Linked DNA regions of Homo sapiens: region 2 is linked to region 1. A link is a contact called in ENCODE Hi-C data. All regions are on one chromosome and are shown on one strand. Each heading gives the region's core, a stretch centred on a gene start or an enhancer-like site at or near the end of the contact. The rest is flanking DNA. Distances are from core to core; before and after follow the strand shown. Region 1 has its middle 31 kb from the start of GCOM1. Region 2 overlaps LOC105370834 (a long non-coding RNA gene).

What was found. Hi-C counts contacts between places; a loop is a spot of excess contacts on that map. Pooled maps may share reads with other maps.
Region 2: a loop to region 1 is called in a pooled map, with 9 times the contacts of the local background. The contact joins two enhancer-like sites. A Hi-C loop is called at or near these places in 3 of 168 maps with a recorded cell type or tissue (K562, colonic mucosa and uterus) and 5 of 50 pooled maps.

What each region holds. Positions count from the first base shown.
Region 1 is chr15:57,559,192-57,563,387 of GRCh38, forward strand. No RefSeq gene overlaps it. Among named protein-coding and RNA genes, the nearest start is that of GCOM1, 31 kb to the right of the region's middle. Within about 2 kb of position 2,345, at least 16 of the 41 ENCODE cell types and tissues checked have a DNase peak (open chromatin) inside an H3K27ac peak, as active enhancers do; they include uterus, where a contact is called at or near this core.
Region 2 is chr15:57,750,549-57,754,624 of GRCh38, forward strand. It overlaps LOC105370834 (a long non-coding RNA gene), which reads left to right. Exons shown (of 6, transcript XR_001751554.3): 4 at 623-898. Among named protein-coding and RNA genes, the nearest start is that of POLR2M, 46 kb to the left of the region's middle. RefSeq lists enhancers at 661-1,413, 1,836-2,432. Within about 2 kb of position 2,088, at least 2 of the 41 ENCODE cell types and tissues checked have a DNase peak (open chromatin) inside an H3K27ac peak, as active enhancers do; they include uterus, where a contact is called at or near this core.

The DNA.
Region 1 (4,196 bases), core at 1,095-3,594:
CCAAGTTGCTTTTCAGAAGGGTTTACTAGTTTGTACAGACCCAAGAAATTACAAATGTGGCAGTTTCTCCCTTTCTCTCTCCCCTCAGCTTTGATTATTAACATTTCTTCCCGAATAATAGACTAATCTTTCTTTCATCAGGGCAGTCTTTTTATATTGTTAGTGAAGTTTCTTTTAGAAATTGTCGTTTTGTGAGTCTTTTTAATTTTTTATTTATTGTCTAGTGTGGTTTTTGAGTAGCACATAAAATAAATGCAGATAGTACAGGAGGGTAAAACAATGAAAAGTGAGTCTTCCATCCTTGGCGCTCATTTCTCCAGGCTCTACTCAGAGGCAGTCACTGTTTCTAGTTTATTTTGTTTCTTCTGCTTCTTGTACATTTTTCTCGGGGACTCCTGGATCCCTCGCCCTCTGGCTTCCCACTGCTTTTCTGGTTCTCTTTAAAGGGCACCCTACCCCCAGCTGCATTGTCAGGCTCAGTGCATCTCTCTTCCCTAACAGGTCCACAGTGGTCAAAACTCTAAACATATGAACACTTATTGGGGAAGGTAGTGAGGATGGGAGCCAGTGGGGGATGTGGCCTGGGAGGGAAATATTGCCAGATCTCATCTTCCTGAGATGGCAACAGGAGATTTGGACCAAAGGCTCTGGGTCTGTTGGGGGGATGGGGGGAACAGCATTTTCAACCAGGTGTTAGTAGTGGCTGCAGAAATGCGGTTTTCTGGGATCTCAGGTGGGCTCTTTAAAGAAGAGACTGATGGGTGATGATGGAAGCCTTCACAGTCCTGATGTAATAGCCGAGGTGGACAGCAGGGGGAGCTGTTGGACGCTTCTGGCCCAAATGTGGCACAGGAGTAGATTAGTGGCTCCTGTAATCCAGGGCCCCACCCATCAGTGGTGAAGTCCCAAAGAGGACTTTGGACAAAACGAAGCTTTGCCTTCCCAGTGTTGCCCAGGTGATCTGGTGTTCCTATGTTACTCTTAGGTGAACTGTTGCAATATTCGCATTGCAACAAATTGAATTCCAACATTTATTGTGAACTGCTATTTTGTGAGAGACCTATGTTATTCATGCATACCTTTCAAAGGGCAGTCACTATGCACCTAGTCTGCACTGGCTTATGCTGAGATGAGTAAGGCTCAGTTCTGGACCCAACGGGATCAGAAATGTCCACCGAGCACTAAAAAAACAAGGGATGGAATTTAAAGCACTATAAAAGAGGTATAGATGAAGTGTGGCGGAGGTTCATGATGGGAACGGCTGTCATTGGATGGAGCAATCAGGGCAGAATTCATAGAGGAAATGGCATTCGAAAGGGCTTTAAAATGGGCTTGAAAATTTAGAACTGTTTATTATGAAATTTTAATCTCCTAGAAGGGTGCATCTTTGGTGGAAAAAACAGAGGGAACACGGGGATGAAAGCTGGGCTCAGAGGATCAGCCAGTTGCATTAAAATCTTGAGTAAATGAAGTGGAGAATTACTGGAGGTGAGACTGGAAAACACGTTTGGATCCATATTTTTGGAGAACCTTGAATACCACTCTTAGTAACAAGGCAGCAGTAGCTGCTTATAATCAGGAGATTCTGGATAAAAAACAGAGGAGTTGGGGTTTATGCCTTCTTGTCATTTCTGAGAAGACGAGTAATTTTTTTAAAATAGCCAGTGAAATTAGTTCCTATAAAAGATGTGATCCTTGATCATCAATAAGGACAATCGACTTCTCCCAATGGAGAAATCTGATGATCCATTTCACACATCCCTGGGTGCAAATTACTACCTAGTCTACACTAGTGTTTCTCAAACTTCAGTGTGCATCAGAATAACCTTGAGGGCTTGTGAAAACATAGACTGCTGGCCCCACTCCCAGAGTTTCTAGGGCAGCCAAGAATTTGATGCCAATGCTGCTGGTCTGGGGACCACACTGAGAACCTCTGGGTTTAAACATCCTACCTGACCTTTCTCAGTATATCCACTGGGTGGCAGCAGAGAGCATCACAGGCACTGCACAGTGGTCAAACCTGGAAAGCCCGGGCAGAGGCTGTGGAGGACTATTTCTGTGTATTCAATGTAGGTTATTTTTGCTGCCAAATGACAATACAAACCATCCACAATATCAGGCTCTTCAAAATTCAAGGATGCGTTGTATAAGAGAATGATTGGTGACTTGGATCTTGTTCCTTTTCCAGGATGTCGTCACCACCAGACCCAGTCGAGACATCCTCTCTCTACCAGGCGCCCCCAACAAGTCCTTCCTTCAAAAAGAGAATAGTTTTTAATAACTTTCAAGGTCACCTGCAAAAGGGTTTCTGTTTGAGTAATGTAATGACTGTAAAGCTGGCAAAAAACTGTATCGCCAGCTGATAGCTTGAGTCAGACTGGAAAATTACGAGCAAATTTTTCCATGAACCAAGAGGAAGTGTCCAGTCATTGTTGAGAGCAGGTTCATAGCTGTGTACGAGCTCTAGGAGATGGGGAGGCCCGTGCAGACCTACTTCCTTCAAGAAGGGAAGACAAAAGAAACACGTTTTGAGTTTGGGTTTTTAGATGGTTGGGAAGTTTATGTTATAGGATTTTTTTTTGAGGGGGGGGTTTGTTTGTTGATTTTTGTTTTTAAGTTATGAGAGTTATTTTCTTTTTCTTCCTTTTTTTTTTTTTTAGAAGGAGTTTCACTCTTGTTGCCCAGGCTGGAGTGCAATGGTGCGATGTCGGCTCACCACAACTTCCACCTGCCAGGTTCAAGTGATACTCCTGCCTCAGCCTCCTGAGTAGCTGGGATTAGAGGCATGCGACACCATGCCTGGCTAATTTTATATTTTTTGGTAGAGACGGGGTTTCTCCATGTTGGTCAGGCTGGTCTCGAACTCCTGATCTCAAGTGATCCACCCACCTAGGCCTCCCAAAGTGCTGGGATTACAGGCGTGAGCCACCGCGCCCGGCTCTGAGAGTTATTTTCTACTAACCAATGATGTACTGCTAGATTTTGGAATAAAAGGTTCTATGTGTGTGGGGAGGGGAGGAAGGAGCAGAATCAAAAAGCCCTGAGCAATGATAGGATGGATTAGAGTTTGGAAAGGGAAACGTGGGGTCCAGAACACACTGGTTAGGCTGTGGCAAGGGGGTCCTCTTGACATCCTCTAACCAGATCTCACAGCACACTTCCTGCCATGTCGCAGCAGAGACCAGCCCTCACCAGACCCGGTGCTGACATTAACCAGGTGCTGCCCTGAGCGAGATGGCGTCCTGCCACGCCTGCTCCGTCATCTGGGAGATGCCTTGTCGGCAGCTCCAAGGCCTCCTGTGGGAAGGCATGAACGTCTGTCCTCACGTCCCTGCTTCCCTTATTACCCAGCGGTGGAAGTTCATCCCCCACTCTCCTATCTTCCTGAATTCATCCCATCCTTTGTTGGCCCTGTGTGTGGTTTCTTCCTGTACTCTCTTTTGTGGATTTTTGTAGAATTTCAGAAGTGATTGTGATATTAGATGTGATCATCTCTGCTCTGCCTGCTGCTGGGGATGTGTGGCACTGACCCACTCTCCCCATTTTCCTCATTGTGGCTCTATAGTCAAAAAGGCTCTTAGGCCCCTTCTAAGTTCTTTCTTCTCCAGGCTAACATCCTTTTCTTCTTTAAGTCCATTTTTAACATTGGTTGTGAGTTAACTCCTGACCTCTCCCCCTCTGTCTAGTCCATGCTGGTCACTCCCTCCTTGCTCTAAAAGTGAAGGTGCTGGTGGGAGCAGGACCTTCTGGCTATCCCCAGGCAGGCCCGTGCCTCCCTCGAGGCTTTGACATTGTGATGTGTGTGTCTCTTCACACCAGGGTGGGAGCCCCTTGAGGGAAAGAACCACGCCTTTCTCTCTCGGGAGAAAGCCCCTGTCAGACAGCAGGCATTTGAAATTAAACAGAACATTATAATTCTGGGTCCTAACCTTTATAAATGCAAGGCAAGACTAGATTATGTTAGCGGATTTGTCAATATTCATTTGGTTCAGTCTTATTGCACAGATAGGCAATTAAAGCATTTTAAATGGGCTGTGCTTAAGTGTGGTCCCCCTCTCATGTACTCCTATAGCAGGCTTTAAAACACTGCATTGCGCTTAAAGATCTGCTTCTTGGATTTGGGCTGTTGAGCTCTTTTCCTTCTTCCACATCATTCCCTCAACTTCTCAAGAAGTTGTCAACTTGAGATGCTGACA
Region 2 (4,076 bases), core at 838-3,337, 190 kb after region 1:
GGCTCTGCACTGAAGGCCAGGGTTAAGGCATATAGCTAATGATAAAATAAATGAATGTGACTTTCTAAAAATGTCATGGGGGAGAAGAAAATGAGGAGGAAGGGAAAACTGGCCTCTATAATCTTGTAATGTTACAAATAGAATTGCCATGTGACTCAGATCTTCTCAGAGGTTAGAGGGCATAGGTCACTTTTTTAGTGGTGCATCTTTGTCATTAGACGAAGAATAATTGGGAGGAAATGATTTCACCCCAGAGTTTAAATTCCTCGGTCACTGCCTCATTTTCTTCCATAGATCCATAGGAATCTCCTGGGAGTGAAGTGGAGCCTGTGCATTTCCTAGAGTTGGGCTTTTTGGGGTTTTGGTTTGGATCTATGGTGTTGCTCTCTTGGGGACAGAAAGTATGGACAGGGCACAGGCGCAGAGACAGGTCACTCTCTGTGTTTCATTCCCGTCCTGACACTTTCTAGCTGTGTAGCTTTAGATAAGCCACGGGACATTTGTGGATTTGAGTTTTTGCATCTGTACAATGAGTTACTAATACTAAGCTGGAAGGGTGCTAAGGGGACTGAGTGTGAAAATTGGTATCAAGCTCTAAGAAGCGTTTCCTTTCCTTTTGCAGAGAGTGCTAGAAGGGAGACTGCTGTCCCCACAATGGCTGCAGCCCCATTCCTTTTTCCAAGCTGCCTGGGTGAACATTCCAGGATCCTGACATTCTGTGGAAATTGATGAGTGCTTGCTCAAAGGTCGATGATGTGCTACAGATGGCATCACCTGTTAGAGACAGAGCTTTCTCAAGAGGAGCTTTGATTTCCTTTACTTCCCGAACTGCTATTTCACAGTCTCTCAGTAGATGTCAGCAGCACAGCAAACATCTCACTGCCCATCATGGAAGCAGGTTGGTTCAAAAACTTTTCCAATTAAAGAAAAAAAAAAAAAAGGAATTAGTTCTTTCCTTTGCAATTTTCTTCAGAAGCCCCAGAACCAAAATGGTAAGATCTAGTGGCTTCAAAGTAGATTCCTGAGAGGATTACTCAGGGTGTGTTTGCATTTTAAAGACAACCTTTTATTCCCTGTAATGAAAACATCACCCCTGAGATGGCTAGGGATTATAGCAACCTTTTTGGAATTTTCGGCAAGTTTATCTCACATTTACTCTCTAGGCAAGAGTGAAATAATAGAAGATGTCCAATATTTTGCTTCTTCCTGTGAAGTAAATCAAAACCCTGGGAATGTTTTCTCCTAAGTTAATTAACTGATGTGTCCTCCTCTATATCTTCATTATATTCAATTAACCCTCTGATTGCTACTACAGACAACTGCCACAAGCTCAAAGAATAAGGCAGAGTTTTCTCATCAGAATGAAAGAGAAGATTTGAGCTGCTCTGGAGGCTGAGGTTTGAGAATCACTTGGGCCTGGGAGGCGGAGGTTGCAGTGAGCCCAGATTGCACCACTGCAGTCCAGCCTGGGTGACACAGCAAGACTCTGTCTCAAAAACAAAAACAAACAAACAAAAAAAGAATGAAAGGGATTATTTGAATTTGTGCCCTAGCAATATTTTGAGGTGATGTCCACCCAGGCTTTGCTTATGACATTTCCTACCTAAGCTGACTCCCCTTCCTGCTCCCTCCATTCTTGCCTGCCCAGCCCCAGGTATGATAGGAGCAAGGTCAGCACTGCTAAAGGTGGGAATGTCTCCATTGATGTACCTACCCTTTTGTCCCCAGTAATATAAAATTTTGCTCTGAAACTTTACTTGAGATTAAATTGGCTCTTGGGTATTATATTTACCTTGCTTCTGTTCCTTATGGCTTTTTACTGTGAGGAAGTTTGCTCCTTGATTCGTCATGTTATTTTTTGGCATTAATGTTCATTTCTTGCTGTTGCATTTAAATGGTATGTCTCTTGATCACTGCATTTTTCGGTGCCCCCTTCAATTTTACACCAAGGAGCGTGCCTCACTTGCTCCCCCTAGTCCTGGCCCTGGGAAGAATGCACCACCAGGTTCATCCACAGCAGAGGGGCCCCATGGGCTTCCCAGAGGCCCCGTGGGTTCCCAGATGGGCAGTGTTGTCTCACCCACTGTCTTCAGGAGGAGCTAGCCTTCCTCCGGAGAAGGCTTCTGCGCTGCAGGACTGAGTGCAGGGCTCGCAGAGCCTGTTGGGGGAGCTGGAGCCAGTGTCTCTGCACACAGTGGGCGGCCGCTCTGATTGCCCATCTAAGGAAATGCTGGGGTCCTGTAGGAGTCAGCTGCTGTAAACTCCTACGGCCTTTTGGTGAGAAACCAAAAGCAAAAGCAAAGTGTGTTTCTCCATTTCCAGGATTAAAATTAAGCAAAACCAGACTTTCTTTTTCTTTTTCCCTTTATTTTTTATTTTTTATTTTTATTTTTTGGTACATGGAGGTAGTGCGAATGCGTGTCTTAGGCAGCCGGGGAAGGGGGCAAAGGATGGGTCCTGCCCAGTGCTGGGCAGTTGCCAGCTGGCGGCTGCAGCAGTGTTGCTCCTCAGACCCAGGGCCAGAGCTGGCAACATCAATGGTAGGGAATAAAGCTCAGTGGGTACGTGGTGCCGGGAGCCTGGCTGAGCGGAGACCTCCCAGTGAAGGCTGCCTCCTCCCTGTGCCCCAGGCTCGTTTGGATCTGGAACTGCAGGTGCATACACGCTCCTTGTAGGTTTCTTATTGAAAAAGCAAGAGTGGACCAGAGTGTTGTTATCAACATGGTGTCATGAAACAAGGTCAGACTTGGATGTAGAAGGCCTGATTGCAGGCCCAGCCCTACCCGTGGCTGGTTGTGGTGCCTTAAGTAAGTCACTGGGCCTCCCAGAGACTCACCACCAACCTGCAAACTGGGGAGAATAGAATTTATGCTGCCCACCCTAGAGATATTCGTGAGACTTGACTGGTTAATATTTGCGAAGGTAAAGGTGTGTATAAGGTATAAAGACTCCACAAACAGAGGCATGATTGCTGTTGTGGTGGTTATTGTTATTATCATTTGCTCCAACTCACAGTCCATGGTCTTACAATGTTGCTTACTTCCTAATTAAGTAGGGAATTTACTATATATCTTTGAGCCTGCCATGGTGCAAGGTTCTGTGCTGTAAAGCAGATAATGTGTCTTCCCACGAAGGGCCTAGGAATAGGACAAATATATAGAAAACGGGAAGGTATGCTAGAAAGGGACACTATTTCAGGAGAGACAAGCAAGGGAGGAGCTGTTGCTTCCAGTTGGAGGAAGCCGGGAAGACTTCATGTAGAAGTAGTACTGGAGCTGAGGCGGTAAGAAAGAGGTGGGACATTTGCAGAGTGAGCTGGGGGGGATGGGAAGGCATTGCACAGGCAAACAGAAGCTGGGCCCTGCTGGGGAATGTATAGGGAAGCTGAGCCTTTCTTTGGTTGGACTGTGGGCAAACGAAGCGAATAGTGGGGCAAAATGTTGGAAAGTATGTAGGGGCCGGTCTGGTGGGGGGTGGGGATCTGATAGAGGTTGCTGTTGGCTTGACTAGGTTGCCTCTCAAATTCAGGTGTTGCTAATGTGATGTTATGAGGGGCCTTTAGGAGATGATTAGGCCATGAGGGCTCCTCCCTCATGAATAAAAGAGGCTTTGCGAGCTTTGGGCTTGCTTGCTCTTCCACTGCGTGAGGATGTAGCCCTCATCAGACCCCACATGCTGGTGCCTGGATCTTGGACTTCCAGCCTTCAGAACTGTGAGCAATAACTTTCTGTTCTTTACAAGTGACCCAGTCTGGTGTTTGCGATAGTAGCGTAAGTGGACTAAGACATGGTGGAAGGAGCATAGGCTTGGTTATTTGGGCAGCTTTGTCCCTGAGAGTGAGCAGGAAGTAGCAGAATGTGATGTCCATATTAAATCTGTGTGAGTAGGACGCAGGTCCTCTGCTGGTTTTTCCAGGCTCTGGGTACCACTGTTTTGCATCCTTTTCCTTACGGGCCTCACTGATGTATGCTGAGGGCTCTCAGGGTGTCCAACCTGCCTTGGATTAGAAGATCCTTTATCTGCTTCCTCAGGGCCTTTGGGGCTCAGAATGTGAGCAGTCCAGCAAGTCTATGTCG